Regions from separate parts of the Mus musculus genome. Here region 1 is linked to region 2. Evidence: chromatin loops called from intact Hi-C (ENCODE). Cell type or tissue: heart. All regions are shown on one strand. Links, peaks and the distances in the headings refer to the core of each region. The heading gives the core; the rest is flanking DNA.

Region 1 (4,755 bases), core at 238-4,237, 380 kb before region 2:
CAGGAGCACATGGGGACTTAGTTTTAGTACTATGCAGTACATGTGGCCTGAAATTGGAGCTCCACTTCATTTTATGATGCTTTTCAAAGCTGAGACAGAAAAAAATCAAGACACTTCAAGCAGAGTCTACAGAGGTTAAATGAACTACTAGGTTGATTGGATAGTTATGGATAATAGCATTACTATAGTAAATTATTACTGAGGTATCGAAGCAAGTATTTTGGAAGAGAAAAATCAACAATAGCCAATTGTATTCCTGGAAATGTGATTATCTGAGCTGGAACAATGACTCAGTGATTAAGGGCACATTGTGTTCTGCTGTTTATTCCCTGTACCCTCAGAAAACTGAGCTGTGTGTCCAGGAAACCTAACACTTAGGGCTTCAAGTAGGATTCATACATACCACATGAAAAAACAAACATAATTTAAAATATTAAAAACAAATTCTTGCTGGGCAGTCCCATGTTTTTAATCCCAGCACTTAGGAGGAAGAGGCAGGTGGATCTCTGTGAGTTTGAGGTCAGTCTGCTCTACAGAGCAGGTTCCAAGACAGCCAGAGCTTCACACAGAGAAACCCTGTCTCAAAAAACCAAAATAAGATTAAAATCAAATACTTAAACCTCTTTAAAACTTTGACACGTGCAAGAGTTTTTTGCATAGGAATGATAATGATGGAAATAGGTCTCCACAGGAAACTGGCTATGAATCTTAAGAGTTCACCATATGGAAGAACACTGCAGAATGCCAGGGTGGGTTTCCACTGCCTGCTGACTTGGCCAACAACACTTCTGAAAATCACTTCCTTGTCTGGATTGGCAATCACAGCTTGCCATTGTGTAATCATGGAACATTCTCTGGGATTGTAATGAAATGATGATTGAGTTTTCTTATGAAGACTGGGTTTGTGTCATTCAAGCCAAACCAGAGACACAAGCCCTGCAGAGAGAAAGAGCAAGGGTAAGAGGCAAAAGATACCCTGGGTCATGGTACACTAAGTGAGGCGAAGATCCTGACTTCTGGTCATTGGCAAACCTCCATAGCCTGTTCTACTGTGAGGGGCACAAGAGGTCATCTGTGATGTCTCAAGCAGAGATGGGGTAGGTCATGTACCCTCCCTCCAGCCTGCTCCTCCTGCTTTTGGTCTGTTCTTCAGGCTTTGTTTTCTGTCAATTATAGACAACACCAAGATTGGACATGGACACAGGTACTGTTGTCTGCCTATACTGTCAACTCATTACAAACTAGTACTGCACCCTCCAGTTTGCATCATGGGGTGGGGGGCATCCAGCCTGAGAAGTTTCTGGGTTCTTCTTGTGCTTCCTTTCCTCAGGATCCTCATAGAAGTGGATCTCATTTTATTCCAGTTTCATGAAAGAGGAGGAAATAGTGATTCTAAGAAGAAAAAGAATTGCAGTCCTGGGTATCCCTTATCCTGCAGACTCTGGTTCCTATTTTGACCCCCTTTACATGTGTCCTTGAACACTGCATTTGCCCTTGACCCTCCATAGTCCCCTTCTGTGCATTTGAGAGAGAAAGCTGTGCCTGATGGGGTTAGAATATGTACTGAACAATGAGTATGAACACCCTTAGCACTCACTACCTATAAGCTATTGTTAGCAACAGAGCATAAACTGTGAGGACAGAAATCCAAGCTCAAACTACCCTACTAGGAGACTGGGATCCATGATTCCCCTTAAAGAACCCTCCTCCATTGTAGAAAATCCCAGCCTTAGAAATAGAGGTAGTGCTGGCAAGATGGCCCAGTGATTAAAGTGCTTGTCATGCAAGTCTAGGACCAAGTGTGCATCCCAAGTACCCAGGTAAAATGTTGAGCACGGTCACTCATCTGTGTAACTCCAGCACTGGAAGGGAGCAGCGACAGGACGATCAATCCCTGAACCTCTTTCACCAGTCAGCCTAGCTGATAGAACAAGCTTTTATATTTAGTGGAAAGACTCAGTGTCAAAAAAGGTGAGGCTGCAGAGAGGGCTCCATGGTAAGAACACTCTTGTGGAAGACACGGGTTTCATTCCCAGGATCCTGTAACTTCTGGGATCCAACTGCTTCCTCTGAAAGCTACAGGCTTATGCATGTAATACACGCAAATACACTCACCACACACACGTACACATACAACGATTAATTTTTTTTCCAAAATGAACAATTGAGGAAAATACCCAACATTTCCCACAGGTATTCACGCATAGAAAGAGTCAGGGGGAACCCCGAACATCTGACACCTCAGCTCTTTCATCTCTAGGCAATATATCCATTAATAGGAATTGGAGTGTTACCCTATACAGTACCATTCTGGGCCAGCAGGGGTCTGCCATTGGTAGCTTTTAGTCAAAACATGAACTTGAATGGGGAACTAATGAGCCTGGCTTCACAGAGTCGAACTCCTGGATATTAATAGTGAGTATATGTATGTCAGATTTTGAATAGTTCAGTACAACCCACAGATCATAATTGTTTTTATCCACAATGAAGTGCTTGTTTTATTCTAGTTGGTTTTTCTTTTCTTTTTTTTATTTTTTTTTAACCCAGAAGATATATTCATAAGGAGACCTACCTTAACCTACGAGCTTGAACCATCCAGGTTTCTTTCAGAAACAAGTTGTTTTCTGGAGATACCAAAGGACCAAAGGTGATGTGGATCTTATTTTATTCCAGAGGACAGTGTGCAAAAAAAAAAAAAATAAGATTTAGATGCCTCTAATTTATAGACTCCACTTTAAAAAAAACAAGCAAAAAAAAAAAAAAACAAAAAAAAAAACAAACAAAAAAAAAAACAAAAAAAAAAAAAACAGGAGTTTAGTATATAGTTATTCTAGATTATTCTTAGGGGAAGTGCTCACAATGAACATGTAAGACAGAGGTTGATGTCTGTGTCTTTCTCACAATTCCTTGACCTTGTTTTCTGGAAACAGAGTCTCCCACTGAATTTGGGGCTCAAAGGTTCTGCTAGACTAGCTGGCCAGCACCCTCAAGGGGCCCTACCCCCAGGGCTGGAATTGTATGTGCACACCCCTGGTGTTTTCTAAATCTTCGCATGGATGCTGATGGTCAATCTCTAGTCTTCCTGCTTGTACTGCGAGCATTTTACCTAGTAACCTTGCCCCATGCCCTTTGGAGCACCCTGAATGTTGATTTTCAAACTACATTCTCAACCATTTTCACCCCCTGAAATATATACTTGCTGTGCACAATTATTATAACAATTACTGCTAAACAGCTCAGTACAGTGCTTCCCAGTTTTTAAAGGCCCTTCCTACGCATTACCTCATCAGGTCCATTTTTATAAGAAGTTAATTATTAGTCTCATTTTATGGCCAATGAAATTGAGCCTCAGGCAAATGAAGAGAGTTGCCTGAATCCCACCACTAATAGTGGCAAAGTTGGCAATTTTCTATGCTGATAAGATAAAAGTCCATAGGTATTAAATGATTTTAGAGTGTGCAAACATTATGTAAAGCAGGCTTATTATGAGTTGTACTTTTTCAGCAATTAGCCTGATTTTACTTATTAGCACCTATTTATATCTTGTTGCCATGCTAAACAGCAAGGCTGTCGTCTCTTTAAATTGTAGCGTGCCTGACTGTTGTTAAGTGTTCACCCCTTCTCTCCACATAACCACACTCTCCACTCTGCTCTTTGGGGAGATCGCAGAAAGTGGCAAGGATCCAATCTACCCACATCCAAAAGCTCTCCCTATCCTTGTCTCCCAGGGAAAACCAAACTTCATCAGTACAACCTAAAGAATGAGGTGCTGCTGCTTCTAGATAAGATGAGATGAAGGCCAGCTGGCCCAGGTTCTCATGGTTCCCCTACCACGTACCCGCTCATTGTGGGCACTGACTATAGATATCCTCTAGCTGTCAAAGGAGCCTTCAGGACTCCCTGCCTTCGATGTTAGGATCCAGGGTGGTTGTGGGTACTAAATGAAATGGAGCTTGGCATTACACCCAGGAGAATCAGAGATTCATGTTACAGGCTCAAGTCAAATGCAATATGAATTCAAACGAATTTTGTAGATGACTCTATGATTTTGATACCAGCCACTCTGACCTGCTCATGTTGCCTTAAACACCTCACTTCATTCTCTCCTCCTCTTTTTATTAGAGGTTTATTGGCACTAGATAGGATTAAGGAAAGGCACCTTGAACCTGGCTGGCTATGGCTACTCACACACCAGACCTGGTTGTGATGATCTGCCAAAACCCCAGTGTTAATCCTTTAAGGCAGAGAATCAACTATGCACCAGTATATTGTAAAAGATCTCTGAACAGTCACTTTGGGGTGCTTGGCAGGTGCCTGCTCCTCCTCCTTCAGGTACTGGGTTCAGGTAGCATCCTGCTAGGGACTTTGATAACCTCGACAGCCTGACTCCCTAGCTCCAGAGGCTTGCCTGACTGGTCTTGGGGAAATCTTGCCTCTTTTATCATGAATAGCTCTTCTAGAGGTAAGTATGTGGCCTGTGAGAAAAATCTCACACATCCAAAAAGCTCTGATAGGGTCCAGTTTTCTCCTTTCCCCAAACAGTACCTGCCTTTCACCTTGCCACCTCAAAAGGAAGTGCTCCCCATAGCTGCAAAGGAAAAAGCTGTACATCTATCTGTGTGCAAAGTTCCCCAGCTCCAACCCTCGCAGCAGCTCTGCTGGAGAAGTCTGGCTGAAGCTATCTGCAAACAAAGAAACCAAAGCAGAAGAAAGTCTACAACAAATAACCCATAAATAACTGTACCAGATCTGTTT
Region 2 (4,755 bases), core at 494-4,493:
TGCTTTTTAACCTCTCCCAAATGTTCTAGATTCCCATCTGTGAGGTGCTAAGCAGCCAGACAGAAGGAGGAGTTCTTTTGGGAGGACACCGAAGTGAGGCAGCCATATGGAGGGTGGAGGGGAGGCGAGTGATGGAGAAAACGGGGTCGAAAGAGACCAGGCTGAGCCTCAGCAATGCTGGGTCCTCCGCAGCTCGCTGACACAGTGAGGAAGGTCCGGGTGCCATCTGTGCTAGGGAAATGGTATCCTGGGAAACAGATGGCTGGACAAGCACACCCTCTGACTGACCAGAGCCCTACAGTCAGGTTGACCTTCCTGGGAGGTTTAGGATGGAGTGTTCTAAGAGGCTGTGGGCACAACAGTTGTAGTCCTTGTCATCACGACGTCCCCCTGTTGCTAGATCAAGAATGCTCTGGTTTCTTGCTTTTGGCTGCACTGTTCTAATGCCCCTCCCCCACCCCATTCTGCTTCTCAGGTTAGAAAAGGCCAGGAGCTAGTGAACACTGGGGATAGTTGCTTAGTCAACCTTTGGCACATTCAGGACATTCATTCATTCATTCATTCTCAGTCATTCATGCTCGCATGCATTCCAGTGAGTACTGACTGAGCATCTATAACTGCAGACACTGTCTTAGCTGCTAGGGACAAAATAATTAGCAAAACCTAGACTCTGTGCTTAAGGAAAGGCACATCAAGAGGACAGGTCACCACACCCTCAGAGGAAGCTGAGGCAGGAGAATCATGAATTTGAAGCTGGCCTGAACTATATAGCAAGACACTTTCTGACACAGTAAGAGAACAAGAGAAAAAAAATACATAATATGAGAAGTAGGGGGGACTCCATTCTTGGTAGCCAGACCCGTCCATGCCTGTTACCAACAACTTCTATTCCCTCCATCCTCAGAACTCTACCCTGTTAATTCAGATTTAAGTCAATTTCTTCAATTTTGTTCCAAAAGCTTAAAATGTAGGTGGAAAGCTGGTTATGAAGGACATTGAGTATCAATTCTGAGTTTAGCCTTCATTCTGGGGCATTAAGGAGCCATTAAGAATTTGGGGCAGGGGAATGCCATTAGACTCTAGTCAGACAGTGGGAGCAGCAGGAAGAAGGAGGAGGAGGGGGAGGAGGGGGAGGAGGGGGAGGAGGAGGAGGAGGAGGAGAAGGAGGAGAAGGAGGAGGAGGAGAAGGAGGAGAAGGAGGAGGAGGAGGAGAAGGAGGAGGAGGAGGAGAAGGAGGAGGAGGAGGAGAAGGAGGAGGAGGAGGAGGAGGACGGGGAGGAGGAAGGAGGAAGGAGGAGGAGGAGGAGGAGGAGGAGGAGGAGGAGGAGAAAACAGAAATAGGAGAAAGCTGTTGAGCCCGAAGCAAGGAAGTCCAGAAAGTTACCTGGGCTCCTCACCAGCCATGGGGGTGGGGGTCAGAACACAGCAAACCCCCTTCACACCAGAACTGGGGCATTCTGCACAGGGCCTTACCTAGAAGAGGCAGCACGCAGAGCAGACATGTACCCGCCATGGATGGGCACCCTCCCCGACTCAGATACCTTCATACATAATTAACCTCCTCCAAGCAGTGCTGTCAGGAAGAGTTAAGCTTAATCTCTTTCTTATACAGATGAAGAAATCGAGATTTAGTTCAAGCAGCCCTAGACCTGCATCCTGCCTCCACTATCCACCCATGGTACAGAAAGTTCTCTGCTGGCTGAATCCTGGACCTGTGGTTGCCGCGCACAAACCTTGTTTGGCGAAGCTGTGTCTGGCCGGTCCAAAGGTACAGATTCTTGGATTTACTAGCCTGTGGCAGATGCATCGGGGCATTAGGGGAAAAGTCCTGAAAGGGGTCCCTGGGAGTCTGTCCCTGCTACCACTTCTCCTTCTTCCAACCTTTGCTGCCCTGAGGAGATAACGAGATAACAGGCCTGGATCTGAGGGCCTCTTTTACAGGTAGCCTCTCCCTAGCCCGGGCTCTGGGAGAGGTCTGCTGCCACCTCACCTTTCCCGGTCTTTGTTTTCATTACTAAGACAGATGAGATCGAGAGAACAAGTGCGCCATCTGCTGGGCTTATCATGCAAGTTCCAGCTGCAGCTAGCCGAGCAGCAGGCGGCGATTGCCTTCCTGTTTGGATTTTAGGCCTTATAGTTAGTTTTTTTGAGTCACCTCAGAAGATAGTAAGACCTCGTGACCAGTGACATCTTTTATGAAATGAATCCCAGAGACAGGCTATCACTTTATAGCTGGAAACTCGGTACCGACAGGAACTGCCCATCATCCGGGTACTCAGGCTGTGGGACGAGGCTGGAGAAAGGCAGGCATTCGGCAGGACCACAGAAACAATGGGGAAGATCAGGCAGAGGGAGAAAGCCCACTCGGGCCTTTCCCAAGCATTCAGGGCCTGCAAACTCTCTCTGTGGAGATTAGGGTCCTCTGGCACCATCCCTGTACTACTGCCGTTAGCAATTTTTTTTCTTTTCTCAAAACTGCTTTAAAAAGAGGTGGGGGGAATTAAACCATAGAAATGTGAGCACCAAAGAAGATCGGATTGTATAAAGGTCATCAGTATGCAGTTAAGAATGTTCAGGAGCCAGGCGTGGTGACGCACGCATTTAATCCCAGCCCTCCGGAGGCAGAGGCGGGCGGATTTCTGAGTTCCGGGCCAGCCTGGTCTACAGAGTGAGTTCCAGGACAGCCAGAGAAACCCTGTCTCGAAAAACAAAACAAAACAAAACAAACAAACAAACAAACAAAAAACCAAAAACCAAAAAACAAACCAACCAAACAAAAAGAATGTTCAGGAATTATCAGGATTGGAAGTCGGTGGATACAGGCTGAAAACAGGTTAATGGCTTGAAAACCTTCAAAGTTCTAGACGGCCAATAGCTTCTAGATTAGAGCATAAGGGGTTGGAGAGGTCACTCAGTGGTTAAGAGCACAGGCTGCTCTTCCAGAGGACCTGGGTTTAATTCCCAGCAACCACATGGCAGCTCACAACTGTCTGTAACTCCAGTTCCAAAGAATCTGACACCCTCACACAGACATGCATGAAGACAAAGCACCAATGTACATAAAACTAAGTCCATCATTTTAAAACACACACACACACACACACACACAGAGCTATCCTCCTGGTAGTTAAAGAGAGTTCCAGGACAGCCAAGATTATACAGAGAAACCCTGTCTTGAAAATCCAAAACAAACAAACAAACAAAATTAAACAGAAACAAAAGAAACGAATGTAAAAGGAATGATAACTAATAAGAGTTCCTTGCTTGTGGTAACATTCTCACCACACTGGACTCACATCTTGGAAGTTTGTGAACAGCAGGCCAGAGAGCTTGACTAGCAGTGCCTGGGCAGGGGGCCTGTGTGTGTGCAGAGACCTCACTGAGTGGCTCACTCGGGTGTCCATTTGTCTTCACACTGAAAATCATCAGAAACGGAAGGCAAAGGACAACGATCAGGATCCACAGAGGCAGCCGGCAGGGCTGATCTAGGAGGGTTGGAAGTCACCACACTCAAGGCAAACTTAGGTCACCTGTGGGAAATCACAAACTTTCTTCCGCTACTGAATCGGCAGCGTTGGGGAGATGGCTCAGATAGTAAAGGACCTGGTTTTAGATCCCCAGAATTCAAGTAAAGAAGCTGGGGTGGTGGCACATGCTTGTGATCCCAGAGCTGGGAAGAGAGAAGAAGATGCCTGAAACTCACTGGCCCATCTGCCTTGCATGTTCAAGGATGATCCAAGACCGCGTCTCGGAAAACGAGCTGGATAGTTCCTGAGGAAGCTCCAGCCTCCACATGCACATACACACTCCAACACAGCCTCATCCAGCGGCATGGGCAGACACAGGAAGAGGCACGGGGTTGGCTCAATGCCCTGATCTCCTTTTTCAACCTCTGGGGTCTGGGTGGTTTGAAGCAGCTCGTGAGCTCTGGGTGCCTCACTGTCAAAGCCCAGGGGCTCTGTTGATCCTGGCAGGGAAAGGCAGCCTGGCTTTCTGGAGTGAGGCACATCTACAGGCTCAGAGACAGATACATTGATCAGGACTAAGCTGCTCGCCTCTGTGCTGTGCAAGTGGAATGTGGTGGCCAGCCAGGAGCACTGTCACCCCAGAGATTGATTGTCACCCTTTGATGGACAGAGTCTACATCCCAAATATTCCCACACCCTGGGGAAGGGACCAGAAAATCACCAAGCAAGAACCTCCTTAGAGATCAGTGGGGGAGAGGTTCTTCGGAAATCGTATTGACCCAACCCGAAATATAGTACCAGAAAACAAGTCTATTCTTGCAAACAAAGCAAACAACAGCAACACAATCAAGTCCCTTATACAAGCAGATTATGCAAGGGCACCAGACGTATGCAGACTTTTCCAGGTTAAGTTCAGTGTGACCTCACACCAGTGTCATTGCATTCAAATACAATATCCAATCTCCCAGACACCCATAAAGCTCCTTGTATTGAGTTCTTTGTGAATGGCAATGGGTGGTAGGAACCTGAGAAACAGGAATGTAGGGTCTCAGCAGGTTAAAGGAGTGGGAAGGAAAAAGGGATGAATTCTAGTCAAAGCTGAATCCTACTTGAGAACAGCAAGGGGCTGTCAACACAAAGTAGTGGGCTGGGGTTGAGGTCCATGACCTGCTGGGGAATGAAAATTATGAAATAGTCTGTCTCTACAGACAGGATCAATAGTCTCTCTCTCTCTAGATGTGACCCCAAAGAATTCAGGCCTACAATTTTAAGAACAGCCTACTGCTCC

The links. Peaks named below come from ENCODE experiments on the same cell type or tissue, not always from the same donor. Only the 100,000 strongest peaks of a DNase experiment are listed, where the experiment ranks them.
Region 1: a loop joins it to region 2, with 3 times the contacts of the local background. A loop is called at or near these places in 12 of 42 quality-filtered maps.

What each region holds. Positions count from the first base shown.
Region 1 is chr2:102,287,806-102,292,560 of GRCm38, reverse strand. No RefSeq gene overlaps it. Among named protein-coding and RNA genes, the nearest start is that of Gm34268, 43 kb to the right of the region's middle. In heart, for the core only: a CTCF peak has its summit at 2,317 (motif pointing right); a DNase peak (open chromatin) is centred at 920.
Region 2 is chr2:101,903,258-101,908,012 of GRCm38, reverse strand. No RefSeq gene overlaps it. Among named protein-coding and RNA genes, the nearest start is that of Commd9, 19 kb to the right of the region's middle. In heart, for the core only: a CTCF peak has its summit at 2,064 (motif pointing left); a DNase peak (open chromatin) is centred at 2,052; H3K4me3 peaks cover 553 bases; H3K27ac peaks cover 1,083 bases.